Regions from separate parts of the Homo sapiens genome. Here region 2 is linked to region 1. A link is a loop called in an ENCODE intact Hi-C map of the cell type or tissue named here. Cell type or tissue: OCI-LY7. All regions are shown on one strand. Each heading gives the region's core, and the rest is flanking DNA. Links, peaks and the distances in the headings are about the cores only. Region 1 holds the start of LOC124904677 (a long non-coding RNA gene). Region 2 overlaps LOC105372335 (a long non-coding RNA gene).

Region 1 (15,306 bases), core at 6,976-10,975:
TTTTATTTTCTTATATTTTTGGATTTTTTTTAGTTTTAATTTATAGCTTAATTCAGTTTTGGTCAGAAAACACAGTGTATAATTTTGGTCTTCTTAAATATATTTGTTGTTGTTGTTGTGTTTGTTGTTTTTGTTTGGAGACAGGATCTTACTCTGTCAACCAGGCTGGAGTGTACTGCCATGATTTTGCCTCACTGCAGCCTCAACCTACCAGGTTCAAGTGATCTTTCCTCCTCAGTGTCTCATGTAGTTGGGACTACAAACATAAAGTACCATGTCTGAATAATTCTTTGATTATTTGTAGGGATAGAGTCTCACTATGTTGCCCAGGCTGGCCTCAAACTTTTAACTCCAAGTGATCCTCCTACCTTGATCTCTAAGTGTTGGGATTATAGGCGTGAGCTACACCACCCAGCTGGCATTCTTAAATTTAATAAAACTTAGTATGTGTCCTAACAGAATACACCAGATGCAAATAAGAATATTGTATATTCTCTTGCTTTTGACTGGAAAGTTTTGTACTCATGTGTTAAACCTAGTTGGTCTGTAACATGGTTTTGATGTTCATGTTCTCCAAACCTTATTCTGCAGTGTAATCCTTAATGTTGGATGTGAGACCTGGTGGGAGGTGTTTGGGTCATGGGAGCAAAGTCTTCATAAATAGCTGGTAATCAAAATGTTTACACTCCATTAATTCAAATGTAAGCAGGTTTATTAGAAGAACCTGGCTCCTTCACCTCATACTTGCTCTGTCTGTTATTATGTGACATGTACAGTTACTCTTCGCCTTCAACCATGATTGTAAGCTTGCTGAGACACTCACCAGAAGCAGATGCTGGCACACACTTTTTGTACAGTCTGCTGGATTGTGAGCCATATAATCTTTATTTCTTTATAAATTATCCACTCAGGTATTCCTCTATATGCAAAATGATTAATACGGTCTGCAATGTCGTCTAGGCTTTGTTTTCTTGTTGATTTTTTAATCTGAATTTTCTATTTATTATTAAAAATGGGGTATTGATGTCTACAATTATATTCTATGTATTTCTTGCTTTACTTTTGTCAATATTTGCTTTATATATTTTGGAGACCTTATGTTATATATACATATACATACAGATAGGTAGATGGATATAATCATTATAGATTTGTGGTAAATCAACCTATTTTATGAGTATGTAATATCAGTGTTTGTCTCATGTTAGCACTTGACTTAAAACATATCTAATACACAATTGTAGTTACTATTTTCATAAAATGTAGTTGTTTTTTTTTTCGCTCTGTGGTTTTCAGCCTATTTGACTTAGTGCTGAAATGATTCCCTTGTAGGCAACATACTGTTTGCTTTTTTCTTAAGCTAGTAAAGCATTTTATTTTTTCTTTTTATAATTTCATTTATTTACTTGTTTATTCATTTATTTTTGAGATAGGGTCTCACTCTGTCAACCAGGCTAGTTTGCAGTGTTGTGATCATGGCTCACTGCAGCCTCAACTTACAAACTCAGAAGATTCTCTCATTTCAGCCTCTTAGGTAGCTGGGTTACAAGTGTGTAGCATCACGCCTAGCCAGTTTTTTGTGTATTTTTGGTTGAGACAGAGTTTTGCCACACTGTCAAGGCTGTTCTCAATCTTCTGAGATCCAGTGATCAGCCCGCCTTAACCTCCCAAAGTCCTGAGATTACATTTCTTTTTATTAAGTAATTTAATTTATATTTAAAACTGCTTCTTAAAAATGAAGTTACTGGTTTTATTGTAACTGTTTTATGTGTTCCTGAGTGGTACGTTTTTTCTTATTCACTGTTTTATTGCCTTAAATTTTATTTTAATTGTGTAGTGATGTGCTTCAATTATTTTTCTAATTTTGTTTTGCACAGTTTCTTTAATTATTATCTTTATAATCATGTTGTCTATTCATGTGTTTTCATGCTGCTGATAAAAACGTACCTTACCCTGGGCAAATTACAGAAGAAAGAAGTTTATTGGACTTACAGTTTCATGTGATTGAAGAGACCTCACAATCATGGTGGAAGGTGAAAGGCATGTCTCACATGGTGGCAGACAGAGAGCTTGTGCAGAAAAACTCTGCCTTATAAAGCCATCAGATTTCATGAGACTTATTCACTATCATGAGACTAGTACAGAAGAGACCTGCCCCCATGATTCAATTACCTTCCACCACATCCCTCCCACAACATGTGGGAATTAAAGATGAGACTTGGGTTGGGACACAGCCAAACCATATTATTTTAAAAAATGGAGTTTACATTAAATATCTTAAAATTCAAACAATATACTTTAATGACAACTTCAATTGAATATAAAATTATACCTCTATGTTTTTCAGTTTGTTATTAACATTAAAAATTTTTAGACTGGGTGCAGTGGCTCACGCCTGTAATCCCAACACTTTGGGAGGCCGAGGTGGGCGGATAACCTGAGGTCAGGAGTTTGAAACCAGCCTGACCAACATGGAGAAACCCTGTCTCTACTAAATAATACAAAATTAGCCAGGCATGGTGGTGCATGCCTGTAATCCCAGCTACTCGGGAGGCTGAGGCAGGAGAATTGCCTGAACCCGGGAGGGAGAGGTTGCAGTGAGCCAAGATTGTGCCATTGCACTCCAGCCTGGGCAACAAGTGCGATACTCCATCTCAAAATAAAATAAATAAATATAAATTATTTTGTGTATTTATTAACATATTTATGCAGATTGTATTCTGTTTTAAATATTTTACAGAGGAGCTTTAAGGGTTTTATGCATCATTATTATGATAGTAAAGACTTCTATATTTGTATATTTACATTTAATATAGACTTTTATTTTATATGTGGTTTTGTTAGAGAAAATAGGAGGCAGGAGACACCCAGTAGGTGAAACTGGAGGATTTTATTAAGGTGCACCCTGGCACAATGGATTCGCATCCAAAAAGCTGAGCCTTGGACTAAGACAGGGCTTGTCTTTTATACATGCATGGGCCATCTAGTGGCGCAAAGCTCGTGGTGCAAGTAAGCAGGCTCACAGAAGCAGAACAGAGGCAGTTAATCAAACAGTGACAGGTTATGCTGACCTTGCAGCTTCACTGGAAGGGAAACATGAATTTATCAAACTAAAGCAGGCCTTGCAGCTGGTACATGTCTTACTCAAGCTCGTCTTGTAACCTTGTCATGTTATCCAGAACAGAGAAACTGGAGTTGTTGTGAAGTAACCTTGAGTTTCACTAAGGAAGGATTACTAAGGGGAGGAGGAAGCTAGGAGAGGAGGAAAAATTGTTTTTCCCATCATTGCTCTATGGGAGGAGAGGGGATAAGGACTAGTTTTCTTTACATCCTCTACTTCATTTCCCCCTTTGACGCTTTTTATAAATGACGTTTAATAGCATCACTATGACTTAATTTTTCATGAAAAGGCAAGTTTTCTTCATTTGGCAAAGGCTGATATTTAGTTAGGGTCATTAGTTGTGTAGTAGTTTGCCTGGTTACAAGAGCCTCTGTGGCCATTTAGATGTTTTTGACAAGGAGGGGTAAGAGACAAGGGAGTATGAGGCAGACTCCTAATATGGCTAGAACTATTCTTACTAAGGTTTTAAATTCTGCAAGGGATGAGAACTAACCCCTGAAGAGGGAATCTGGAGACCATCCTTTCTAAGTCTTGACTGGAATATGGGCTAATTTTTGGATTCTTGCAGCTTTTTGTTTGACGACCTTTCCGTTGTCATCGATTTTTAGACAGCAATTAGTTAGGCTGAACTTTCTACATACTCCTCCCTCTTGGGCTAGGAGGTAGTCTAAAGCCAGTCTATTTTGATAAACGGCATTTCTCATTTCTGTAGATTTCCGAGCCAGCAAATTTAAGGCTCTTGCAGTATCATTCGTAATGATCTCCAGTACTGCCTGCAACCATATGATGTGATTTAGCATGTAAATAGGGGTGCGGTATCTCCATGATCCATCTGCCCATGTGGCTGGGCCATAGTATTGCATTATTCTTTCAGGTGGCCATTCATTATCTTTAATTCTTTATGGTTATTCCCCTTTTATTTCTTTTGACCTGACATGAACCTCCAACTAGGTTCTAGGTAAGGACTTTGGGTCATAACATATATAAGGCTGGCCACTTCCTGGGTTGCAGATTGAGTAGGTTATCTGGTTGTGTGTACAAGTTCCTCAATGGGTCCCTGCATACCTATAATAAGTGGTAGAACAGGGTTCTAGTCATGGTGCTTCCTGTCTACGTATTGTCAGTGCAGTGGGGGCATCCTTCTAAGGATTCTCCCTTTAACGTGGTTAAAGGGAATAGCAAAAGTAATGAATAACATGTTTATACCTAGCATGGAGAGAAGAGGTCCTTTCCTAGAGGAGGAGGTTGAGCAAAGCAACAGGACAATAGTAAAACAATTAATATTACAAGGAAAGTTTCCAGACGTAAGATTTCTAACCACTTTTACTTTCCTGATGATGCCTCGAGCTTTGGCCGTACATAGACGAGTCAGCTTCTGGGGTGACTAGAACAGGGCTGTTGTTTCCTCAAGCTTCCACCGTGTGTAGACTGGTCAGCTTCTGAAGTGACCAGAGCAGGGCTGTTGTAGTCTTCATTGGCACCTCGGTCCCATCATAGGATCAGCTGGGTTGGATGGCCTGGGTCCTTCTGGCTGGTCCACTTGTCTTGGGCTACCAGTTTCAGCCAACTGTGGTGAATCCAAGGCACGATTCCTGCAACTTTAGCAGCAGTGAGTAGACAAGATTACAATATGGGGCCCATCCCATATGGGTCCCAGTGTTGTTGGATTCCATTTTTTAAACTAAACAGAGTCCCCGGGTCTAAAGGGATAAATTGGGTCTGTGAGGCTTATGGGCATTCTTTCCCATACCCAGCCATGAATTTTTTGCATGGCTATTCTTAAAGCCTGCATCTCTCTCCTTAAGGCTAATTCCTCTAGTTCACAGAGATCACCTTTAAATTGGCCGAACAAGATCTCATAGGTGAATACCCAGTTTGTTTGGTGGGGGTGTACCTCACTTGGAGGAGGACCATGGGCAGGACCTGATCCCACCTTAGATGAGTTTCTTGGCAAAATTTTTTTAGTAGCTGTTTGAGTGTCTGGTTCATGTGTTCCACTTTTTCTGAGCTCTGTGGCCAGTAGGCTATGTGTAACTTCCACTTTATTTTCAATAACTGTGTTAGTTCTTGAACTATCTTGGCTATGAATGCTGGTCCATTGTCTGACGCTAGAGTCAGGGGCAGTCGAAATCCAGGGATAATGTCTCTTAACAGTACTTTAGTTACTTCTCGTGCTTTCTCAGTCCTGATGGGGAAAGCCTTGACCCATCCTGAAAAGGTGCAGACAAGTACTAACATGTTTCAATATCCCCCTGCTTGGGGCAACCCATAAGCAGATTTTCACAAGGTGTGGCCCCTATTTCCTGCATTCCCAGGGTCCTGGTGGGCCCCTGTATTAGGTTGTTCTGGGCACAAGTTAGGCATTGTTCACAAATGGCTCATGTGATGGCAGTGAGCCGTGGCACATAGAAGTGGTGTCCTAATAGCGTCTCTAGTGCCGTTTTTCCCATGTGAGTTCCTTGGTGGAATTGCCTCACAAATTTGGAGGCCACCATTTCAGGGATGGCTAGTCTCACATTAGATAATTTCCACCATCCTCCTTCAATATGTTCTCCAGATTCTTGGGCAAACCAGGCCCTGTCACTTAGAGAGTAACTCCGGGTCTCCTGGAGGGGAGATTGCGGGAGGAGAGGCATGGTCAGGGCTTCTTTTCTAGAGTGTGGAGCAGTCAATGCTGTCTGTCTTGCTTCTCTGTCTGCTTTTCCATTTCCCTTGGCCTCCTGTGTCCCTGACTTCTGGTGTCCTTTATAGTGCATAACAGCTACCTTCTCTGGGGCTCATACAGCATCTAAGAGCTGTATAATTTCTTCTTTGTATTTATTTCTTTGCCCCTGGCAGTTAAAACTCCTCCTTATATATAGCAATGTGGCAAAAGCATATTTGGAATCAGTATAAATATTGATCTTTTTGTCCTTTGCTAGCAAAAGGGCTCTTGTTAGAGCTATCAGCTCTGCTTTTTGGGCTGAAGTTTCTGTGGGCAGAGACTGAGCTTCCACCACCAAGTGCAATGTTACTACTGCATACCCGGCCCATTGGACTCCTTCCAGTACAAAACTGCTTCTATCTGTAAAGTACTCGATATCTGGGTCCCTGAGGGGTTGGTCTGTAAGATCTCTCCAGCTTGAGAATACCTCATCAACTGTGTCTATACAGCAATGAAGAGGGCCTCCTGGTTCTGATTGAATTGGGAGCAAAATAGCTGGGTTTAGAGTGTTCACAGTCTCTAGAGTTACGTGAGGATTTTTACATAGAAGCCCTTGATACCAACTCATTATTGGATTTGATAACCAATGGTGCCCTCTCTGATCGATTAATGTTATAACTCAGTGCGATACTCAGGTGGTTAGTTGCTGTCCTAGAGTTAGTTTGTCAGCTTCCCATGCCAGTAGGGCTGTGGCAGCTAATGCTTTGAAGCATGGGGGCCATCCCAGCGCCATGGAGTCCAACTGCCTGGATAAGTATGCCACCAGGCGATGCCATGATCCCGTGACCTGAGTTAGGACTCCTATAGCCATTCCCTTTCACTCATGGGCCTATAGAAAGAAAGGCTTAGTTAGACCTGGCAGTCCTAAGGCTGGAGCCCTAGTTAAGGCTTCTTTGATTTGTTTAAATGCCTTTTCCTGGTCTGCCTCCCAGAGGAGGGACTTCTTCCCTGCCTCCCCCACTTCTAATGTGACCATGGGCTCCTGGGGGCCTAGGGAGAAGGAACCCGGTTGGTCCTAGTCCTCATATTCTTAATTCTCTGCCAGCCCGATCAGGTCGGCATCTGGCTCCCTCAGGGTGTGGCAGCCCTTGGCTGGGGGCCTCTTTGTTTCATAGCCTTTGCCATTCTCTTCATTGTCCTCTGGACATTCATTTTTCTAGTGTCCCTTCTTTTTGCACTGCACACATTGACCTCCCCTTAGCCTCAGCCATCTCTTGGCTCGCTGTTCAACTTGGCCTCTTCCATGCCCACACCCATGTGAACATTCGCGTCCCTTTACAATGTTAATTTTCCTTTTTGTGAGGGCTGCCGCTAACAGGTTGGCCTTTTTCCTAAGCCTCTGCTCTGTTTCCTTTTTTGCCTCTTGGTCACAGTTAATGTACACCTCGGTGGCCACTTCTATAAGCTGGGTGGCATTCATGCCTGCAAAACCCTCTAGCTTTTGCAGCTTCTCTCTGATGTCACCCTGGGCTTGCCTTACAAATGCTGCATTCACCATGCACTGATTTTCAGCAGCCTCAGGGTCAAATGGAGTGTAAAACTAAAATGCCTCACAGAGTCTCTCATAAAACTGGCTAGGGCTCCCATCAATTCGCTGGAGTACTTCAGAGACCTTCCTTATATTGATTGCCTTTTTTCCACCTTCCCTCAATCATTGCAGCTGTGCTTCTTAGTACCTTTGCAGGCGCTGAAGCTGGGTTGCGTCATTTGGGTCCCAGTTGGGATCTGTTTCTGGGAATTGGCCCTGAGCATATGCCTGGACATTAAGGGTGCCTTCAGGCACACTGGCTTCTAGCCAGCAGAGAGCTGCCTGGGCTATCCTTTGACACTCCTTCGTGTTAAACAGCGTTAGGAGGAGATTCCTGCAATCTGGCCAGGTTGGATTGTGCATTAGGAAGATAGACTGCATTAGATCTATGAGGTCCTGGGGGTTCTCCGTGTAGGAGGGGGTATGATGTTTCCAGTTTAGGAGATTAGTGGTAGAAAAAGGCTGGTAAATAAAAGTCTGTTGCCCCCCTTGGACCTGGCCCTGTTCATCATAATAAATAGGTCCCTGTGTTTTCTGGAGGGGCATCTGCAAAGCTCTGGTGTGGGTAAATTGAAGGTGGCCTGCTTGATCATCTTGACTTCCTTCTTCACCTCCTGGGACAGGGGCTCAGATTTGCCCCTTTAGGGTGTAGCCTGGGGCATGATACCATCTGAGTTGGGCTGCTCAGTGGCCAGCCTTGGTAAAGGTGGGTAGATTGGTGCATAGGGAGGAGGGGTTTCTATCTCCTCCGGTGGTTCCTCCAAAACTGGTTTCTCCTGTCTTTCCTGTGGCTTTCCCTTTGTCTCTGTAGCTTCCAGCAAAGCTGATTTTTTTTTGGTGGCTTAGGCTCAGCTTGAGCAAAAAGCTGCCAGGCAAGTCTGCAACCATGCAGGTGGAGTCTGTACTATATTTAACCATGAGTCAATACAAGGGAACTGGTCTAGGTGCCCTGACTGTCCTCTGACCCCAGTTACCACCTTAAATACATAGCCAATTGTTTCCTTATCTACATTTCCTTCAGCTGGCCATCTAACATCAAAAGAGGGCCATTGTATTTCACAGAGAGTTCTCAGCCTCTGGGGGTCAACTTAATTCCATAGTCCCCGAATAACCTTTCTTAAAGTTCCTTAACATACATGCTAATCGGGTGGGTTTTGGTGACTTCCCTCCCATTTCCTCCCCAATACAGCACAACACATTCATTCTTCCTTTTGATTCAGACCAATTAAACCATCCCCCTTGCAGGAGTTTTCAGACACTGCTTAGCTTTGGAGTTTGTTAATCCCCTCACAATTACTAAATTGTGGGGCACCTCCATAAGCCGTATGTGGATTGCCACTAGTCCCGGTTGGTCCCACAATTCTCTCAGAGCGCACAGTCTATACTAAGAGAGCTGTAGCCCCCACATGTCACTGTCTGCATTGGTTCCTCCCAAAACCATCTCTTTCACACACAGTCACACACCGTCCTACTCCCAGTTTTCTCTCCTAACTGACTTCGCGAGCCACTCTTATGCCCTAGTCACTTGGGGTGTAAGTTTCCCTGAGTTTGCAAACCATTCTTGCATCCTGTGTCAGTCTACTAGTTACACCTTGGAAGGTGATCAGGCTCCCCTTCCATCCTTATGGGACGGTTCCTGCCTTGGGCCCCAAAACCTTACCGTGGTCCTGTAGTGCACTGTTCCTGGAATCATCCTGTAGCCCCTTAGATTCTGTTGTGCTGTCTGGGAGGGGCACTGGGTTGTGGGATAGCTGATCCCTTCTTCAGGTTTAAGTTCTCCTGATGGCACCTGAGGTCATGGGTCTCTCCTGGCTTGGGGTCTCACACCTAAAGGCAAAGTAGACAGCAAACCTGTCATCTCCATCTCCTGGCTGGCTCACCAAAGTGTTGCAGAAAACAGGAGGCAGGAGAGGCCAGTGGGTGAAACTAGAGGATTTTATTAAGGTGCACACTGGCTCAGTGGATTCACACACAAAAAGCTGAGCCCTGGACAAGTACAGGGCTTGTCTTTTATATGTGCATGGTGGCCATCTAGTGGCACAAGGCTCCTGGTGCAAGCAAGCAGGCTCACAGAAGCAGAACAAAGGCAGTTAATTAAACAGTGACAGGTTATGCTGACCTTGCAGCTGCATTGGGAGGAAAACAGGAAGTTAACAAACTAAAGCTGACCTTGCAGCTGCATTGGGAGGAAAACAGGAAGTTAACAAACTAAAGCAGGCCTTGCAGCTGGTATACGTCTTACTCAAGCTCGTCTTGTGACCTTGTCATGTTGCCCAGAACAGAGAAACTGGAGTTGTTGTGAAGTAACCTTGAGTTTCACTAAGGAAAAATTACTAAAGAGACAGGGAAGCTGGGAGAGGAGGAAAACTTGTTTTTCACATCCTTGCTCTTTGGGAGAAGAGGGGCTAAGGACTAGTTTTCTCTACATCCTCTACTTCAGTTTTATGATGGTGTTCATTATTATTTTATTTTTAAGCAAAATTGACTCATTATAGCATTTCTTTTTTTTTTTTTTTTTTTGCAGAGTCTCAGAATGCTCTTAAACTCTTAGTCTCTAGTGTTCTGACAGCCTTGACCTCCTAAAACTAAGATTACAGGCATGAGCCATGGTGCCTGGTCACCATGTACCTTTTTTTGTAGAACTGTGCTAGTGGTGATGAACATCTTCACCTTTTATTTTGGAAATTCTTTATTTTCATCTTCTTTTTAAAGGGAAGTAAATTTAAATCAAGTATTATTGGTTAGAAATTTTTTTTTATTACATCAAAATTTGGGAAGTTTTCACCCTTTTTTATCTTCAAATAACCTCTGTATTTTTTTTCTTCATTTTCTTCTTCTAAGATTTCCTAAATCTAGTTGATGGTTATCTAATAAGTTGTTTGTTTTGTTTTGTTTTTGTTTTTGTTTTTGTTTTTTTTGAGATGGAGTCTCGCTCTGTTTCCCAGGCTGGAGTGCAGTGGCACAATCTCAGCTCATGGCAAACTCTGTCTCCTGGGTTCATGCCATTCTCTTGCCTCAGCATCCTGAGTAGCTGGGAGTACAGGTGCCCGCCACCACGCCCAGCTATTTTTTTATATTTTTGTAGAGACTGGGTTTCACCATGTTAGCCAGGATGGGCTTGATCTCCTGACCTCATGATCTGCCTGCCTTGGCCTCCCAAGGTATCTAATAAGTTTTACATTCCATGTTTTAACTTTGTTTTGCAATTATAGATTTTTGTGTTATATATTTTAGGGTATGCCACCACACATTCATTAATTGTGTTTTGATTTTTTAGTATTTATTATAATTATGCATGCTAATTTTTAACATCTTATAATTTAAGGCAGTGTGGAAGAAAGTCAAATATGAATGAGCTATACGTCTTTTTCCAATAGAATTATCTCTGTGTTTGTTTTCCTGTATACAAAAATAAATGTTATCCTTGTATTTTTTTTCTAACTTGTATATTTGTTGTGTAGGTTTGTTGTGAATGGTTTTCTAATTCTGCGTAGATGAGTCATCATAAAATACTCTTTTTTTTTGAGATGGACTCTTGCTCTTCTTGCCCAGGCTGGAGTGTAATGGCGCGATCTCAGCTCACTGCAACTTCTGCCTCCTGGGTTGAAATGATTCTAGTGCCTCAGCCTCCTATGTAGCTGAGATTACAGGCATGTGCCAACATGCCTGGCTAATATTTTTGTATTTTTAGTAGAGACAGGGTTTCTCCATGTTGGTCAGGCTGGTCTTGAACTCCCAACCTCAGGTGATCTGCCCGCCTCAGCTTCCCAATGTACTGAGATTACAGGTGTGAGCCACCATGCTCAGCCCATAAAATTTTTATAATTTCAACAACCTATTTATTTGTAAATCTATATGATTTCTGTGTGGGAGAAACACTTTTGGATTTGAATATAATTTAAAACTATCATAACTCTGTATCTCTTTTAGTTATTATTGTTTATTTCTTGTCAAAAAAAAACAAAATTTACCACAAAATATTTTTAAATATTTAGTCATATCAATTATCTTGACATTGTCATGCAACATATTGCTAGAATGTTTTTATCTTGCAAAGCTAAATCTTAACACATATTAAACAACAAGTACTAATTTTTAATTTTTTCTTTTTTTCTTTTTTCTTTTTTTTTTTGAGCTGGAGTCTTACTCTGCTACTCAGGCTGGAGTGCTGTGGCATGATTCACCTCACTGCAACTTCCACCTCCCGGGTTCAAGCAATTCTCACGCCTCAGCCTCCTGAATAGCTGGAATTACAGGTGCCCATCACCATGCCTGGCTAATTTTTGCATTTTTAGTAAAGATGCAGTTTCACCATGTTGGCCAGCGTGGTTTCAAACTCCTGACCTTAGGTAATCTATCTGCCTCAGCCTTTCAAAGTGCTGGGATTACAGGTATGGGCCACCATGCCTGGCCACAATTTTTTCTGTTTTATAGCGTTTTGCAAACACCACTCTGTTTTTTGTTTTTAACAGTATAACTACTTCATGTATGTCATAAAATCTGTGTCTTTTTGTGATTGGCTCATTTCATTTTGCATAATGCCATCAAGATTTATATTTATAGTTGGTAGAATATTTCCTGCTTTTGAATACTGAGTATATTCCAGAATATATATATATATTTTTTGAGACAGTCTTGCCCTGTCACCTAGGCTGGAGTGCAGTGGGGCGATCTTGGCTCACTGCAACCTCTGCCTCCTGGGTTCAAGCAATTCTTTTGCCTCAGCCTCCCGAGTAGCTGGGATTACAGGCACGTGCCAACACGTTTGGCTAATTTTTGTATTTTTTTTTTCAGTAAGGACAGGGTTCACCATTGTTGGTCTGGTTGATCTCGAACTCCTTACCTTGTGATCTGCCTGCCTTGGCCTCCCAAAGTGCTGGGATTACAGGTGTGAACCACCGTGCCTGGGAAGAATTTTTATATTTCAAATTATATCTACTGAATGATTTATTGAAAGATATTTGCATTGCTTTTACCTATTTGCTTACAGTAACAATGCTGCAGCTTTTCCGCGCTACCTGCAGAGGGGTCCATACGGCGTTGTTCTGGATTCCCGTCGTAACTTAAAGGGAAACTTTCACAATGTCCGGAGCCCTTGATGTCCTGCAAATGAAGGAGGAGGATGTCCTTAAGTTCCTTGCAGCAGGAACCCACTTAGGTGGCACCAATCTTGACTTCCAGATGGAACACTACATCTATAAAAGGAAAAGTGATGGCATCTATATCATAAATCTCAAGAGGACCTGGGAGAAGCTTCTGCTGGCAGCTCGTGCTATTGTTGCCATTGAAAACCCTGCTGATGTCAGTGTTATATCCTCCAGGAATACTGGCCAGAGGGCTGTGCTGAAGTTTGCTGCTGCCACTGGAGCCACTCCAATTGCTGGCCGCTTCACTCCTGGAACCTTCACTAACCAGATCCAGGCAGCCTTCTGGGAGCCACGGCTTCTTGTGGTTACTGACCCCAGGGCTGACCACCAGCCTCTCACGGAGGCATCTTATGTTAACCTACCTACCATTGCGCTGTGTAACACAGATTCTCCTCTGCGCTATGTGGACATTGCCATCCCATGCAACAACAAGGGAGCTCACTCAGTGGGTTTGATGTGGTGGATGCTGGCTCGGGAAGTTCTGCGCATGCGTGGCACCATTTCCCGTGAACACCCATGGGAGGTCATGCCTGATCTGTACTTCTACAGAGATCCTGAAGAGATTGAAAAAGAAGAGCAGGCTGCTGCTGAGAAGGCAGTGACCAAGGAGGAATTTCAGGGTGAATGGACTGCTCCCTCTCCTGAGTTCACTGCTACTCAGCCTGAGGTTGCAGACTGGTCTGAAGGTGTACAGGTGCCCTCTGTGCCTATTCAGCAATTCCCTACTGAAGACTGGAGCGCTCAGCCTGCCACGGAAGACTGGTCTGCAGCTCCCACTGCTCAGGCCACTGAATGGGTAGGAGCAACCACTGACTGGTCTTAAGCTGTTCTTGCATAGGCTCTTAAGCAGCATGGAAAAATGGTTGATGGAAAATAAACATCAGTTTCTAAAAAAAAAAAAAAAAAAAATGCTGCAATAATTATGAGTCTATAAATGACTACTTATATGACCATATATGTGAAAGTTTATATATGTGCTGCATTCTATTTTATTAGTCTACTTTTTCACCTTTATACTCATATCAAATTGTTTAATTTGGTAGCTTTGTAATGTGTTTTGAATCAGGCACTTTAATGCCTGCAGCATTCTTTCTTTCTTTTTTTTTTTTTAATATTGTTGGGTAGTTTGTTTTTCTTTTGAGTCTCTGTATACTTTTGAGGTTGGTGTTTCTATTTCTTCAAAAATGCAATGAGAAATTTGAAAAATATTGCATTAAATCTGTAGATTGCATTGAGCAGGATGGACTCTGCAATATTAAGTATTTCAACCTTTGTGTAAGAGCACACTCAAGAGTGTGTTGTTTAGTTTCTATATATTTGTAAATTTTTCAGTTTTTTTTTTTTGCTTTTATCGTTGTATATTCTCATTCCATTTTGGTCATAGAATGTAGTTCATAGAAATTTACTTTTAAAAAATTTGATAAGACTTCCTTTTTGTCCTAAGATGTGGTCTTTCAAGGGAAATGTTGTATGAGCTATTGAGAAGGGTGTGTATTCTGATGTTGTTGAGGAGTGTTCTCCATAACTCTGTTTGGAATAATTGTTTTATACTGCCTTTAAGTAGTCTGTTCTTTTATTAACATTCTTTCTTGTTTTAGTTTTATTACAAAAAGTGTGGTATTAAAATATATTGTTCTAATTATATTGCTTTCTGTGTGTTTCTTCCATTCTGTCAATATTTGCTTTATATACTTGGAACCCTAATGTGAGACACACACACACACACACACACACACACACACAAATTTGTCATAGATTCCCTGTGAATGAATCTATTATTTTTTGATGTCCTTCTTTGTTTCTTTGGAGTTTCAATTTCAAGCACATTTTATAAAATATTATACTTTCTGACTTAAGATGTAGCTTGTGTGATATTATTTTGACTCTTTCTGCTCTTATTTGATTAATGTTTGCATGGAATGTCTACTTCCATCCTGCCACTTACAGTCTTTTTTAATTATTAGACTTACTGTTATTTTATTATGCATTTTATTTGATTATTGCATCTTTGTGTCTTATTCTCTTTCCATCTTTGTGTCTTTTTGATGTTTGCATTGATATGCTTTCGCTTATTTATTTATTTATTTGTTTGAGACTGAGTTTTACTCTTGTTGTCCATGCTGGAGTGCAATGGCATTGATCTTGGCTCACCGCAATCTCCGCCTCCTGGGTTCAAGCAATTTACCTGCCTCAACCTCCTGAGTAGCTGAGATTACAGGCAGGTGCCACCATGCCTGGCTAATTTTGTATTTTTAGTAGATATGAGGTTTCTCCATGTTGGTCAGGCTAGTCTTGAACTCCTGACTTCAGGTGATCCACCCGCCTCGGCCTCCCAAAGTGCTGGAATTACAGGCATAAGCCACCATGCCCAACCTCTTTTGTGTATTTATACAAATATTTTTGTGGTACCTTGGGGACTACATATAATGTCTAAAAGATACAACAATACATTTTAATCTGGTAGAAAAACAGGTTGCATACAAAAATTCTTCTTTATTACATCTTCCCTCAAATTTGTCATTGATGTTGCTAATTATATCTTATGTTGTATGTTCATTAACTGATGTTTATAATGATTTCTATTCTTTTATTGTTCAAATTTCAGAGAATAATTAAAAATGTTTTCTGCGTCACTAGGATAATGCTAATAAATTCTACAAAGTGAATTTGCATATTTTTTCTAGAAAATAATGTATTTTTATATAATTATGTGTAGCTTTTTGAATCATGTTATTTTCAGTAAAAGGAACTGTTGTTAGCACCTTTTATATGTAGGGCATATGCAGTTCCAATATACTTTTTTAGA
Region 2 (15,306 bases), core at 4,134-8,133, 390 kb before region 1:
GGCTGCATAGTATTCCATGGTGTATATGTGCCACATTTTCTTAATCCAGTCTATCATTGTTGGACATTTGGGTTGGTTCCAAGTCTTAGCTATTGTGAATAGTGCTGCAATAAATATATGTATGCATGTGTCTTTATAGCAGCATGATTTATAATCCTTTGGGTATATACCCAGTAATGGGATGGCTGGGTCAAATGGTAATTCTAGTTCTAGATCCCTGAGGAATCGCCACACTGACTTCCACAATGGTTGAACTAGTTTACAGTCCCACCAACAGTGTAAAAGTGTTCCTATTTCTCCACATCCTCTCCAGCACCTGTTGTTTCCTGACTTTTTAATGATTGCCATTCTAACTGGTGTGAGATGGTATCTCATTGTGGTTTTGATTTGCATTTCTCTGATTGCCAGTGATGATGAGCATTTTTTCATGTGTCTTTTGGCTGCATAAATGTCTTCTTTTGAGAAGTGTCTGTTCATATCCTTTGCCCACTTTTTGATGGGGTTGTTTTTTTCTTGTAAATTTGTTTGAGTTCATTGTAGATTCTGGATATTAGCCCTTTGTCAGATGAGTAGGTTGCGAAAATTTTCTCCCATTTTGTAGGTTGCCTGTTCACTCTGATGGTAGTTTCTTTTGCTGTACAGAAGCTCTTTAGTTTAATTAGATCCCATTTGTCAATTTTGGCTTTTGTTGCCATTACTTTCGGTGTTTTAGACATGAAGTCCTTGCCCATGCCTATGTCCTGAATGGTAATGCCTAGGTTTTCTTCTAGGGCTTTTATGGTTTTAGGTCTAACGTTTAAGTCTTTAATCCATCTTGAATTAATTTTTGTATAAGGTGTAAGGAAGGGATCCAGTTTCAGCTTTCTACATATGGCTAGCCAGTTTTCCCAGCACCATTTACTAAATAGGGAATCCTTTCCCCATTGCTTGTTTTTCTCAGGTTTGTCAAAGATCAGATAGTTGTAGATAAGCGGCATTATTTCTGAGGGCTCTGTTCTGTTCCATTGATCTATATCTCTGTTTTGGTACCAATACCATGCTGTTTTGGTTACTGTAGCCTTGTAGTATAGTTTGAAGTCAGGTAGTGTGATGCCTCCAGCTTTGTTCTTTTGGCTTAGGATTGACTTGGTGATGTGGTCTCTTTTTTGGTTCCATATGAACTTTAAAGTGGTTTTTTCCAATTCTGTGAAGAAAGTCATTGGTAGCTTGATGGGGATGGCATTGAATCTATAAATTACCTTGGGCAGCATGGCCATTTTCACAATATTGATTCTTCCTACCCATGAGCATGGAATGTTCTTCCATTTCTTTGTATCCTCTTTTATTTCATTGAGCAGTGGTTTGTAGTTCTCCTTGAAGAGGTCCTTCACGTCCCTTGTAAGTTGGATTCCTAAGTATTTTATTCTCTTTGAAGCAATTGTGAATGGGAGTTCACTCATGATTTGGCTCTCTGTTTGTCTGTTATTGGTGTATAAGAATGCTTGTGATTTTTGTACATTGATTTTGTATCCTGAGACTTTGCTGAAGTTGCTTATCAGCTTAAGGAGATTTTGGGCTGAGACAATGGGGTTTTCTAGATATAGAATCATGTCATCTGCAAACAGGGACAATTTGACTTCCTCTTTTCCTAATTGAATACCCTTTATTTCCTTCTCCTGCCTAATTGCCCTGGCCAGAACTTCCAACACTATGTTGAATAGTAGTGGTGAGAGAGGGTATCCCTGTCTTGTGCCAGTTTTCAAAGGGAATGCTTCCAGTTTTTGCCCATTCAGTATGATTTTGGCTGTGGGTTTGTCATAGATAGCTGTTATTATTTTGAGATATGTCCCATCAATACCTAATTTATTGAGAGTTTTTAGCATGAAGGGTTGTTGAATTTTGTCAAAGGCCTTTTCTGCATCTATTGAGATAATCATGTGGTTTTTGTCTTTGGTTCTGTTTATGTGCTGGATTACATTTATTGATTTGCATATATTGAACCAGCCTTGCATCCCAGGGATGAAGCCCACTTGATCATGGTGGATAAGCTTTTTGATGTGCTGCTGGATTGGGTTTGCCAGTATTTTATTGAGGATTTTTGCATCAGTGTTCATCAAGGATATTGGTCTAAAATTCTCTTTTTTAGTTGTGTCTCTGCCCGGCTTTGGTATCAGGATGATGCTGGCCTCATAAAATGAGTTAGGGAGGATTCCCTCTTTTTCTATTGATTGGAATAGTTTCAGAAGGAATGGTACCAGTTCCTCCTTGTGTCTGTGGTAGAATTCAGCTGTGAATCCATCTGGTCCTGGACTCTTTTTGGTTGGTAAGCTATTGATTATTGCCACAATTTGAGATCCTGTTATTGGTCTATTCAGAGATTCAGCTTCTTCCTGGTTTAGTCTTGGGAGAGTGTATGTGTCGAGGAATTTATCCATTTCTTCTAGATTTTCTAGTTTATTTGCGTAGAGGTGTTTGTAGTATTCTCTGATGGTAGTTTGTATTTCTGTGGGATCGGTGGTGATATCCCCTTTATCATTTTTTATTGCGTCTATTTGATTCTTCTCTCTTTTTTTCTTTATTAGTCTTGCTAGAGGTCTATCAATTTTGTTGATCCTTTCAAAAATCCAGCTCCTGGATTCATTAATTTTTTGAAGGGTTTTCTGTGTCTCTATTTCCTTCAGTTCTGCTCTGATTTTAGTTATTTCTTGCCTTCTGCTAGCTTTTGAATGTGTTTGCTCTTGCTTCTTTAGTTGTTTTAATTGTGATGTTAGGGTGTCAATTTTGGATCTTTCCTGCTTTCTCTTGTGGGCATTTAGTGCTATAAATTTCCCTCTACACACTGCTTTGAATGTGTCCCAGAGATTCTGGTATGTTGTGTCTTTGTTCTCGTTGGTTTCAAAGAACATCTTTATTTCTGCCTTCATTTCGTTATGTACCCAGTAGTCATTCAGGAGCAGGTTGTTCAGTTTCCATGTACTTGAGTGGTTTTGAGTGAGTTTCTTAATCCTGAGTTCTAGTTTGATTGCACTGTGGTCTGAGAGACAGTTTGTTTTAATTTCTGTTCTTTTACATTTGCTGAGGAGAGCTTTACTTCCAACTATGTGGTCAATTTTGGAATAGGTGTAGTGTGGTGCTGAAAAAAATGTATATTCTATTGATTTGGGGTGGAGAGTCCTGAGGATGTCTATTAGGTCTGCTTGGTGCAGAGCTGAGTTCAATTCCTGGGTATCCTTGTTAACTTTCTGTCTCATTGATCTGTCTAATGTTGACAGTGGGGTGTTAAAGTCTCCCATTATTAATGTGTGGGAGTCTAAGTCTCTTTGTAGGTCACTCAGGACTTGCTTTATGAATCTGGGTGCTCCTGTATTGGGTGCATATATATTTAGGATAGTTCACTCTTCTTGTTGAATTGATCCCTTTACCATTATGTAATGGCCTTCTTTGTCTCTTTTGATCTTTGTTGGTTTAAAGTCTGTCTTATCAGAGACTAGGATTGCAACCCCTGCCTTTTTTTGTTTTCCATTTGCTTGGTAGATCTTCCTCCATCCTTTTATTTTGAGTCTATGTGTGTCTCTGCACGTGAGATGGGTCTCCTGTATGCAGCACACTAATGAGTCTTGACTCTTTATCCAATTTGCCAGTCTGTGTCTTTTAATTGGAGCACTTAGTCCATTTACATTTAAAGTTAATATTGTTATGTGTGAATTTGATCCTGTCATTATGATGTTAGCTGTTTATTTTGCTTGTTAGTTGATGTAGTTTCTTCCTAGTCTTGATGGTCTTTACATTTTGGCATGATTTTGCAGTGGCTGGTACTGGTTGTTCCTTTCCATGTTTAGTGCTTCCTTCAGGAGCTCTTTTAGGGCAGGCCTGGTGGTGACAAAATCTCTCAGCATTTGCTTGTCTGTAAAGTGTTTTATTTCTCCTTCACTTGTGAAGCTTAGTTTGGCTGGATATGAAATTCTGGGTTGAAAATTCTTTTCTTTAAGAATGTTGAATATTGGCCCCCACTCTCTTCTGCGTTGTAGAGTTTCTGCTGAGAGATCCGCTGTTAGTCTGGTGGGCTTCCCTTTGTGGGTAACCCGACCTCTCTCTCTGGCTGCCCTTAACATTTTTTCCTTCATTTCAACTTTGGTGAATCTGACAGTTATGTGTCTTAGAGTTGCTCTTCTCAAGGAGTATCTTTGTGGCATCCTCTGTATTTCCTGAATCTGAATGTTGGCCTGCCTTGCTAGATTGGGGAAGTTCTCCTGGATAATATCCTGCAGGGTGTCTTCCAACTTGGTTCCATTCTCCCCATCACTTTTAGGTACACCAATCAGATGCAGATTTGGTCTTTTCACATAGTCCCATGTTTCTTGGAGGCTTTGTTCATTTCTTTTTATTCTTCTTTCTCTAAACTTCCCTTCTTGCTTCATTTCATTCATTTCATCTTCCATCACTGATACCCTTTCTTCCAGTTGAATGCATCGGTTCCTGAGGCTTCTGCATTCTTCACGTAGTTCTCGAGCCTTGGCTTTCAGCTCCATCAGCTCCTTTAAGCACTTCTCTGTATTGGTTATTCTAGTTATACATTCGTCTAAATTTTTTTCAAAGTTTTCAACTTCTTTGCCTTTGGTTTGAATTTCCTCCTGTAGCTCGGAGTGGTTTGATTGTCTGAAGCCTTCTTCTCTCAACTTGTCAAAGTCATTCTCTGTCCAGCTTTGTTCCATTGCTGGTGAGGAACTGCTTCCTTTGGAGGAGGAGAGGTGCTCTGCTTTTTAGAGTTTCCAGTTTTTCTGCTCTGTTTTTTCCCCATCTTTGTGGTTTTATCTACTTTTGGTCTTTGATGATGGTGATGTACAGATGGGTTTTTGGTGTGGATGTCCTTTCTGTTTGTTAGTTTTCCTTTTAACAGACAGGACCCTCAGCTGCAGGTCTGTTGGAGTTTGCTAGAGGTCCACTCCAGACCCTGTTTGCCTGGGTATCAGCAGCGGTGTCTGCAGAACTGTGGATTTTTGTGAACCGCGAATGCTGCTGTCTGATCATTCCTCTGGAAGTTTTGTCTCAGAGGAGTACCCGGCCGTGTGATGTGTCAGTCTGCCCCTAGTGGGGGGTGCCTCCCAGTTAGGCTGCTCGGGGGTCAGGGGTCAGGGACCCACTTGAGGAGGCAGTCTGCCCATTCTCAGATCTCCAGCTGTGTGCTGGGAGAACCACTGCTCTCTTCAAAGCTGTCAGACAGGGATATTTAAGTCTGCAGAGGTTACTGCTGTCTTTTGGTTTGTCTGTGCCCTGCCCCCAGAGGTGAAGCCTACAGAGGCAGGCAGACCTCCTTGAGATGTGGTGGGCTCCACCTAGTTCGAGCTTCCCAGCTGCTTTGTTTACCTAAGCGAGCCTGGGCAATGGTGGGTGCCCCTCCCCCAGCCTCGCTGCCACCTTGCAGTTTGATCTCAGACTGCTGTGCTAGCAATCAGCGAGCCTCCATGGGCGTAGGACCCTCCGAGCCAGGTGCGGGATATAATCTCCTGGTGCGCCGTTTCCTAAGCCCATTGGAAAAGTGCAGTATTAGGGTGGGAGTGACTCGATTTTCCAGGTGCCGTCTGTCACCCTTTTCCTTGACCAGGAAAGGGAACTCCCTGACCCCTTGTGCTTCCTGAGTGAGGCAATGCCTCGCCCTGCTTTGGCTCACGCATGGTGCACTGCACCCACTGTCCTGTGCCCACTGTCTGGCACTCCCTAGTGAGATGAACCTGGTACCTCAGATGGAAATGCAGAAATCACCCGTCTTCTGCGTCGCTCACGCTGGGAGCTGTAGACCGGAGCTCTTCCTATTCGGCCATCTTGGCTCCTCCCACCCTAAAAGGTAAACTTAAGCGTGTAGAAAGCTACGTAGGAAAAGAGAGAGAGAAAAGAAAAAAAAAAGCAAAAGGACAGCAAGTCATTCTAAGTACTCTGGAAAAAAACTGAAAGTGGGGTTAGAAAAAAAATAGGAAGAAGGTCTCAGTAGTCCCAGGTACTCAAGGAGGCCAAGATGGGAAGACCACCCGGGTGAGACTGGGGAGATGAAGGCTGCAGTGGATCACAGTTGCATCCCTCTGCTGGACCTGAACGGTACTGCCACAGGTGAGAGCCATCTAGTGAAACTTAGACATGGCAAGCTGGCAGCTAAGTCCAAGGGTCATGGGTGGCATCGGTCTCAAAATTAATAAACAAAAATACCAACAGTAAAAAAAAATTAACAATAACAAAGAAATAACAAACAATATTAAGGACCAAAAGTAAATAAGTGGGAGCGAAAAAAAAGGTAATTAATATCACAATTAAGATCTTCTCTCTCTGTCTCTCTCCTTTTGTCACATCCAGGCTGAAGTGTGACAAATGAAAAATAACCTAAAAATTCAACTGCAATGTGCATGAAAGACCATAGGAAAATAAAGAAAAGAACAAACAAGAAAAACAACAGCAAGTCACTCTAAGTACTGTGGAACAAATTGAAAGTGGGGTTAGTCTGTAATATTGTTTGTTATTCTTTCTTTATTATTGTTAAATATTTACTGTTGGGTTTTTAAATTTATTTTGAGACTGATATCAGCCTCAAGGCTTGGACTTAGCTTCCAGCTTACCATCTTTAAGGCTGACCAGATGACTCTCGCTATGCCATGTCTAAGGTTGACTGGATGGCTCTTGCTGGAGGTAGTACCATTCAAGTCCAGCAGAGGGATGCCATCGTAATTCACTGTGGCCTCATCTCTCTGGTCCCACCCAGGTGATCTTCCCATCTCAGCCTACCGAGTACCTGGGACTACTCGGACCTTCTTCCTCTGTTTTTTTTTTTTTTTTCCTAAACACACTTCCAGTTTGTTTCCACAATACTTAGAGTGACTTGTTGTTGTTTATCTTCTTTGTTCTTTTGTCTCTCTATTCTCCTATGCTCCTTCCTGTATGCTGAAGCTAATCTTTGTTTTTTTTTTTTTTTTTTGGTCACACTCTAGACTGGGTGTGACAAAGAGACAGAGAGAGAGAGTGTGTGTGTGTGAGAGAGAGAAAATAAATCTTAATTGTGGTACTAATTACCTTTTACCTTTGTTCACTCCCATTTATTTATTTATTGGTCTTTAATATGGTTTGTTATTTTTTGTTATCGTTATATATTTACTGTAGGTTTTTAAATATATTTTGAGACAGATGTCGGTTGCAAGCATTGGACTTAGCTGCCAGCTTTTCATGTCCAAGGTCGACCAGATGGCTCTGGCCTTGCCATGTCTAAGGTCATCCATATGACTCTTGCCAGTGGCAGTACCGTTCCGGTCCAGCAGGAAGATACGATCATGATTCACTGTGGCCCTTGACCTCCCTGGTCTTGCCCAGGTGGTCTACCCATCTCTGCCTCTTGAATATCTGGGGCTACTCGAACCTTCTTCCCCTGTTTTTTTCTAACCTCACTTTCAGTTTCTTTCCACAGTACATAGAGTGATTTGCTGTTGTTTTTCTTCTTTGTTCTTTTCTCCCAGTATTTTCCTACACTCCTTCCTGCATGCCGAGGTTGACGTTTTGTTGTGTGACTACCTGGATAAGACTGGAAAGATCAAGGCTGCAGTGAATCAGGATTGCATCCCTCTGCTGGAGCTGAATGGGACTGCTGCTGACAAGAGCCATATGGTTAACCTTAGACAGCAAAACGTGAGCCATCTGGAGGACCTTAGACATGGCAAGGCAAGAGCCATCTGGTCGACCATAGACATAGCAATCTGGTGGCTAAGTCCAATGCTTACAGCCAACAGCTGTCTCAAAATAAATAAACAAAAAACCCAACAGTAAATATTTAACAATAACAAAGAAATAATAACAAACAATATTAAAGAAAATAAATAAGGAGGAGTGAAAAAGGTAGAGTACAATAAATATCACAATGAAGATTTTCTCCTCTCTCTTTCTCTCCATTTGTGACACCCAGGCTGGAGTGTGACAAAAAAAAAAAAAGAAAGAAAGAAAAGAAAATAGGTTAACTTCAGCTTACAGGAAGAAGTGTAGGAAAATAGAGAAAAGAACAAAGAAGAAAAACAATAGCAAGTCACTATAAGTACTGTGGAAATAAACTGAAAGTGGGTTGAGAAAAAAACAAACAAACAAACAAAAACAGAAAAAGAAGTTCTGAGTAGTCCCGGGTACTTGGGAGGCTGAGATGAGAAGAACACGCAGGTGTGACCAGGGAGATTGAGGCTGCAGTGAATCACGATCACATCCTTCTGCTGGAACTGAACAGTACTGCTACCAGTGAGAGCCATGTGGTGAATCTTCGACATGGTAAGGGAAGAGCCATCTGGTTGACCTAATACATGTCAGGGTGAGAACCATCTGGTCAACCTTAGACATGGCAAGCTGGCAGCTAAATCCAATGCTCACTGCCAATGTCTCTCAAAATAAATAAACAAAAAAAGTAAATATTTAACAATAACAAAGAAATGATAACAATATTAAACACCAATAAATAAATGAGAGTTAACAAAGGTAATTAATATCACAATTAAGATCTTTCTCTCTCTCTCCTCTGTGTGTGTGTCTCTCCCCTTTGTCACACCCAGGCTAGAGTGTGATAAAAAAATATTTAAAAGGTCAACTTCACTGAGGAGGAAGGAGCATAGGAAAACACAGAAAAGAGCAAAGAAGAAAAACAACAGCAGGTCACTGTAAGTACTTTGGAAACAAACTATCAGTAGGGTTAGATAAAAAACAGAGGAAGAAGGTTGTTTCAGGTACACGGGAGGCCAAGATGGATAGATCACCCAGGTGAGACTGGGAACATTGAGGTCACAGTGAATCACGATCGCATCCCTCTGCTGCACATAAACTGTACTGTCACCAGCGAGAGCCATCTGCTCGACCTTATACATAGCAAGGCAAGAGATACCTAGTTGACCTTAGACATGGCAAGCTGGCAGCTAAGTCCAATGCTTGTGGCTGAGATCTGTCAAAAAATAAATACACAAAAAACAACAGTAAATATTTAACAATAAAGAAATAGTAACATACAATATTATTGACCAATAAATAAGTGGAAGTGAACAATAATAAAAGGTAATTAATATCACAATTAAGATCTCTTTTCTCTTTCTCCCTGTATGTCACACCCAGGCTACAGTGTGATAAAAAAATCTAAAAGTCAACCTCAGTGTGCAGGAAGGAGTGTAGGAAAATACTGAGAGAAAAGAACAAAGAAGAAAAACAACAGCAAATCACTCTATGTACTGTGGAAAGAAACTGAAAATGGGGTTGGAAAAAACAGAGGAAGAAGGTCCGAGTAGTCCCAGGTATTCAAGGGGCCGAGATGGGTTGACCACCTGGGCAAGACCGGGGAAGTGAAGGCCAGAGTGAATCACCATTGTATCCTCCTGCTGGACCTGAACGGTACTGCCACTGGTGAAAATCATATGGACGATCTTAGACATGGCAAGGCGAGAGCCATCTGGTCAACCTTAGACATGGAAAGCTGGAGGCTAAGTCCAACGCTTGCGACTGACATCTGTCTCAAAATAAATTTAAAAACCTACAGTAAATACATAACAACAAAAAAAATTAAAGACCAATAAATAAATAAATGGGAGTGAACAAAGGTAAAAGGTAATTAGTGTCAAAATTAACATTTATTTTCACACACACACACACACACACACACACACTCTCTGTCTCTTTGTCACACCCAGTCTGGAGTGTGACCAAAAAAAACAAACCAAAAGGTCAGCTTCAGCGTACAGGAAGGAGCATAGGAGAATAGAAAGAAAAAAGAACAAAGAAGATAAACAACAACAAGTCACTCTTAAGTATTGTGGAAACAAACTGGAAGTGTGTTTAGGAAAAAAACAGAGGAAGAAGGTCCGAGTAGTCCCAGGTACTGGTAGGCTGAGATGGGAAGATCACCTGGGTGGAACCAGGGAGATCAAGGACGCAGAGATTCACAATCGCATCCCTCTGCTGGACCTGAATGGTACTACCTCCAGCGACAGCCATCCAGTCGACCTTAGATATGGCAAAGCGAGAGTCATCTGGTCAGCCTTAAAGATGGTAAGCTGGAAGCTAAGTCCGAGGCTCGAGGCCGATATCAGTCTCAAAATAAATAAACAAAAAAACCCAACAGTAAATATTTAACAATAACAAAGAATAACAACCAATATTACAGACCAATAAAGTGGGAGTGAACAATGGTATAAGGTAATTAATATCACAATTGAGATCTTCTCCTTTCCTCTCTCTTTTTTCTCTCTCTCTCTCTCTTTTTTCCATTTGTCACACCGAGGCTGGAGTGTGACAAAAAATAAAATCTAAAACTTCAATTTCAATGTCCAGGAAGGAGCTAAGGAAAATAGAGAAAAGAACAAAGAAGAGAAACAACAACAAATCACTCTAAGTACTATGGAAACAATCTGAAAGTGGGGTTAGAGAACAAACAGAAGAAGAAAATGCGAGTACTCCCACGTACTACTCGGAAGGCCAAGATGGGTAGACCACCTGGGCAAGACCGGGGAGATGGAGGCCACAGTGAATCACGATTGCATCCCTCTGCTGGACCTGTGTGGTACTACCGCCGGCAAGAGCCACCTGGTCGACTTTAGACAATGCAAGCTGTTGGCTAAGTCCAACACTTGCGACCAACATCTGTCTCAAAATAAATTTAAACACCAACAGTGAATATATAACAATAACAAAAAATAGCAAACAGTATGAAAGACCAATAAATAAATGAGTGAACAAAGGTAAAAGATAATTAATATTACAATTAAGACCTTCTCCCCTTACTCTCATTTTTTCTCTCTCTCTCTTTCTCTCCCTGTTTGTCACACTCAGGCTCGAGTGTGACAAAAAAATAAACCAAAAGGTCAACTTCAGCATGCAGGATGGAGCATAAAAGAATAGTTTGCGGGTTAGGGCTCAGAAATGGAAGGAAGGCTGGGAAATGCAGGACCACAAGAAATGAAAAGCTGTGTTCATTCTCCCCTGGTGACCCTATGCTCAGCAGGGACTAGCAGAAACTGAGGGTTTTGTGATTTGAAAGGGAGGATGAGTCCAGCCACATACCCCTGGCTGTTACCTAATGTGTGGGCTTCACTAACATTAGATAGTAATTTGGGGAAAAGAGTAGAAATAGATCATTTGTTTGTCTCCATGTAATTTTTTTTTTTTAAGACAAAGTCTCACTCTGTCACCCAGGCAGGAGTACAATAGTGCAATCTTGGCACACTGCAACCTCTGCCTCTGGGGCTCAAGCAATTATCCTGCCTCAGCCTCCCAAGTAGCTGGAACTACAGGCGAATGCCACCGTGCCCAGCTAATTTTTATATTTTTGTAGAGACGGTGTCTCACCATGTTCCCCAGGTGATTCACCCTCTTCTGCCTCCCAAAGTGAGCTCAGGTGATTCACCCTCTTCTGCCTCCCAAAGTGCTGAGCCACAATGCCCAGACTTCATATAAGAGTTTTCAGTGTGAGTTTTTTTTTTCTTCTACTGGTCAGCATAGAACCTTTTTTCAACATGTGAGTTTCTTCCTAATTACTGGATTGTGGCACCAAAAAAAAGGCATATTTGAAGTTCTAAATGTCATATTATACATTGTGAAGTGACTTCTCAGGACTGATCTTATCTAAGAAAGAAGTCTGGAGAAAGAGAGAAAAGAAAGAGACATGAAGAATGGCAATATCAACCCAGGTGATAGTCATTCTTGGTTGATTATCTTCTTAATGCAGTGCTGTGTTTAGCACTGACTAACCTTTGATTCTGCAGTCTCCTACCTGACACATTGGCTTGCACTCACCCAGGACCTTACCTCAGTCTCCTCCCATCTTTATTTAACTGTCATTTCATGAAATGGCACTTGTGAAAAGGCTCTGTATAGATTGTCTTGGGCAAAGCTTCACTCCAGACCTAGATTGAGGACACGGAGTGGGCTCTGTGGGTTCAGTAGAGTTGAGCTGCAGGGATTGTTTAGGGGCCACATCTGGAGGTACCATCTGCTTTCTCTGAACCAAAATTAAACAAAATGCACATGTAATGGTGCATTAATATCCAGGAAGACCTGGGGAATCTTAGACAACAAATATTGATACCAAAAAACTGGCTAAGTTTGACTTCATAATGCATTTGAAGCTAACCCAAGTGAATTAGTGCTGTTTGAGCCTCAAAGTAGAATCCATAAAACTCTACAATTACAAATATAAGCCAATTCCATCTTTAAATTAAATTTGTTGTAGGTTGTGCCTTGTCTGAAAAAGTAACTCTTCTGTTCCAGAAACTGACCACTGCCAAAACCATGCATAAGGTGTGAAATAATTACTAACTCATAGGCTGAAATTGTGGAAAGAATATAATATCAAGAACATAAGCCATTCCATAACTGATCATAATTTAATATAATGTAATTCTCAGTGGTCCTCATTGTTGCTTTGTGATGTATAAAGATATGGAATATGTTTTATGAAAAGTTCTTCAATACATTTTGACTATTAATCCGCTAACTCTTATTTTCTCTACAAGAGTCAGGAATGACTCCAAGATTAGTAGATATATTTCTCCAATACCTTCATGCATATAAAGTGCATAGAATGTAGCTGATTGAATTATCTTATTCTTTTCAAAAATATTAAATGTAGGTTTTTTGTTGTGTTATTTTACCTGCTAGGGCATATTATATACTTAAGAAAGATCATAATTGGATGGCGACAGAAAACATCTGGTCTTTGTCAATTATGATAAGACTATTTGCTTCATTAAATCAGGGAAGGAGGATTCAAGGAAAGGTAACTTGATGACCTTAATGTTTTCACATTAGAAAAAAAAAAGCATGGATTTCAATTGTTTTCAGAATTGAATAGTTTGTGACATTTCTTCTTGGTTTAAAAATATTCTAAAGCCGCAGCCTGGCCAACATAGTGAAAGCCCATCTCTACTAAAAATGCAAAAATTAGCCGGGCATGGTGGCATGTGCCTGTAGTCCCAGCTACTTGGGAGGCTGAGGCAGGAGAATCACTTGAACCTAAGAGGCGGAGGTTGTGGTGAGCCAAGATCGTGCCACTGCATTCTAGCTTGGGCAACAGAGGGAGACTCCGTCTCAAAGAAAAAAAAAATTCTAAACCCTTGCCAGGCTTAATATTCAACTATTTCAATTATTTAAGTAAATAAGTATCTGTGCCTCCAGTTTTCCTCTCCAAAATGGATTTGTTTTAATATATTTAATGATTCTAACATTGAAATAACTTTATTTGATGTTTTCATTCACTAAAAATACAATTTTCCCTGTAATAAATGGTTAGATTTAATTTGGTTAGATTTAAATGAGATCGCTACAATCAAAACTCTTTTAAAGTACAAATATATTTTATAACTGACAAATATGCAAAATTAAAAATAACAAATTTGTGACATATTAAAGTGTATCTGTGTCTGTAAGATTGAGAAACATAGTGGATAAGCACATTGTCTACACCTGAAACTTTCTTTTTACAATGAGGTGACTTTAGAAATGTCATTCAGCCTTCTTTTGTTTAATATCTCCTTACCTGTAAAAAGGGAACAATAAAGCACATTGTAGATGTATGATAAAAATACATGTAAAACCTGTTATAGTATTCTAGAGTAGTGTTATAGTATAGTGGGAATATATATGTTTTTCTCTTTAGAACAAAAGTATTGTGAAATAAAAGTTTCAATAAAATATTTCTGAGTTGGATACAATGGGAAGTACACAGTAGAATGTTTCTATTTTCTCCATAAAACAGACCTCATCTGTCCATGAAAGATCTCCTCACGTGGAAATGAAATTATCAGTTACTTGAAAATATCAGATTGTCTCCAGTAATATAGCAGTAGGAATGATCTTATCTCAGACCATAGTTAAATAGTTGGATTTTTTTTCTTCCTTGACATCAGATTTTCTTTAATTACCAGATGCACATTGTGATACACAGATTTGACTCTCAAGCACCTATGGCCAACTCCTTGGTACTCTCCAAAAAGGTCCCTTAGACAATGACTGATTTGGAGTTGAAATATTTTTTCAGTAATATTAGATAGAAAGTTGTTTTCTGTATTCACAGAGTGGCCACAGCATGTGCATTGGCACCATCTGCCTCTTGAGTATCTCCCAGGTCATCACCATCAGCCCCCAAAACCTCAGGTGAACGTAGCTTAAACTACATGCTTCCAAATATATTTGAATCTCTAATATCCAAATTATGTGCTGAATTCTGAATAGGCTTGTAAATGTCATTTTTTCCTGTGTATGTTACTGGTAAGTGGAACACCATAAAGAACACAAAGATTATTTTAAACACTGTTCTGGAGTAGTTAATAACAGAATTCCACATTTATGACATGTCATGTTTTTATCATTTTTTAGTGTTTTGTGTTTGGAAATTATAACCTGGGCCAACAGCTCCATGACCTTTATTCTGTTCAACACAAGTGGTGGGTCCAACATATTCATAGGTCCAACACCACTCCTAAATTCTCACATGAGTCCAGAGTCACCCAAAGCATCTTTGTCCTAAAGGAGCACCTTTGTATCATTTTACACTCTCTCCTACATCTTTTCAGTATATATGGTTATTTTGTATAATTCAAATTGTTGGCTTATGAACAACTCTAAACTGATTACCGCTTGTTTTTTTCTATAGTCAGGCCCATTGTTCTCCTAAGCCATGACCCCAGGATAAACAGTATAACCTCTTCATGCTGTGGAAGGAATATACAGTTTCCTAAGATAATCAGATAGATCTACATTTTATGTGGAATTATTTTTTAAATGTGCAGACATGTATTCATTATTTTATGCAGAGGTTAAATTCCCACAAAGAGCAGTCACATATCAGAGAACCTGTGAATCACAGACTGAGTCCCTGCCCTCATAGAATTTATTGTATGGTAGCAATGACAGTTACAGACTAAATGTTTTGAATAGTTTTTTGATAATTTTCTATTTACTAAATGTTATAATAAAGAAATGTAGAGGCCAAAAATTTATCTTAAAATTGGGCCTCTAATAATTTAGACAATGGAAAGCTTATATGGTTATGTAGCTTTAAACTAATTAAGTTAAAATGTCATAGATGGCTCATAGGTACATCAAGATGGTAGAATGGAAGGCTTCGCCAACCATCCCCCCTGCAAGGACACCAATTTAACAATGACCTACATTTAAAAAGCACCTTCGTAAGAACCAAAAGTCAGGTGAGCACTCATGGTACCTGGTTTTAACTTCATATTGCTGAAAGAGGCACTGAACGGGTAGGAATAACAGTCTTGAATCTTTTACACTATTTTTCCCACATCCCCCAACAATGGTGGCATGGTGCAGAAAGGGAGA

What was found. A loop is a pair of places that touch in the nucleus more often than their neighbours do. Peaks named below come from ENCODE experiments on the same cell type or tissue, not always from the same donor. Only the 100,000 strongest peaks of a DNase experiment are listed, where the experiment ranks them.
Region 2: it touches region 1 in a loop (10-fold over the local background); 1 of 110 quality-filtered maps calls a loop at or near these places.

Annotation. Positions count from the first base shown.
Region 1 is chr19:23,814,727-23,830,032 of GRCh38, forward strand. It overlaps RPSA2 (ribosomal protein SA 2), which reads left to right. Exons shown (of 4, transcript NM_001355283.3): 4 at 12,344-14,142. The coding sequence starts at 12,436. The coding sequence ends at 13,323. LOC124904677 (a long non-coding RNA gene) reads right to left here and starts at 9,338. Exons shown (of 2, transcript XR_007067209.1): 1 at 9,014-9,338; 2 at 2,871-4,719. In OCI-LY7, for the core only: CTCF peaks have their summits at 9,378 (motif pointing left) and 9,581; a DNase peak (open chromatin) is centred at 9,455; H3K4me3 peaks cover 754 bases; H3K27ac peaks cover 2,376 bases.
Region 2 is chr19:23,430,475-23,445,780 of GRCh38, forward strand. It overlaps LOC105372335 (a long non-coding RNA gene), which reads left to right. Exons shown (of 3, transcript XR_007067208.1): 3 at 7,470-7,742. It also overlaps the pseudogene VN1R92P. Among named protein-coding and RNA genes, the nearest start is that of LINC01224, 22 kb to the left of the region's middle. In OCI-LY7, for the core only: CTCF peaks have their summits at 6,082 (motif pointing left) and 6,680 (motif pointing right); DNase peaks (open chromatin) are centred at 6,067 and 6,667.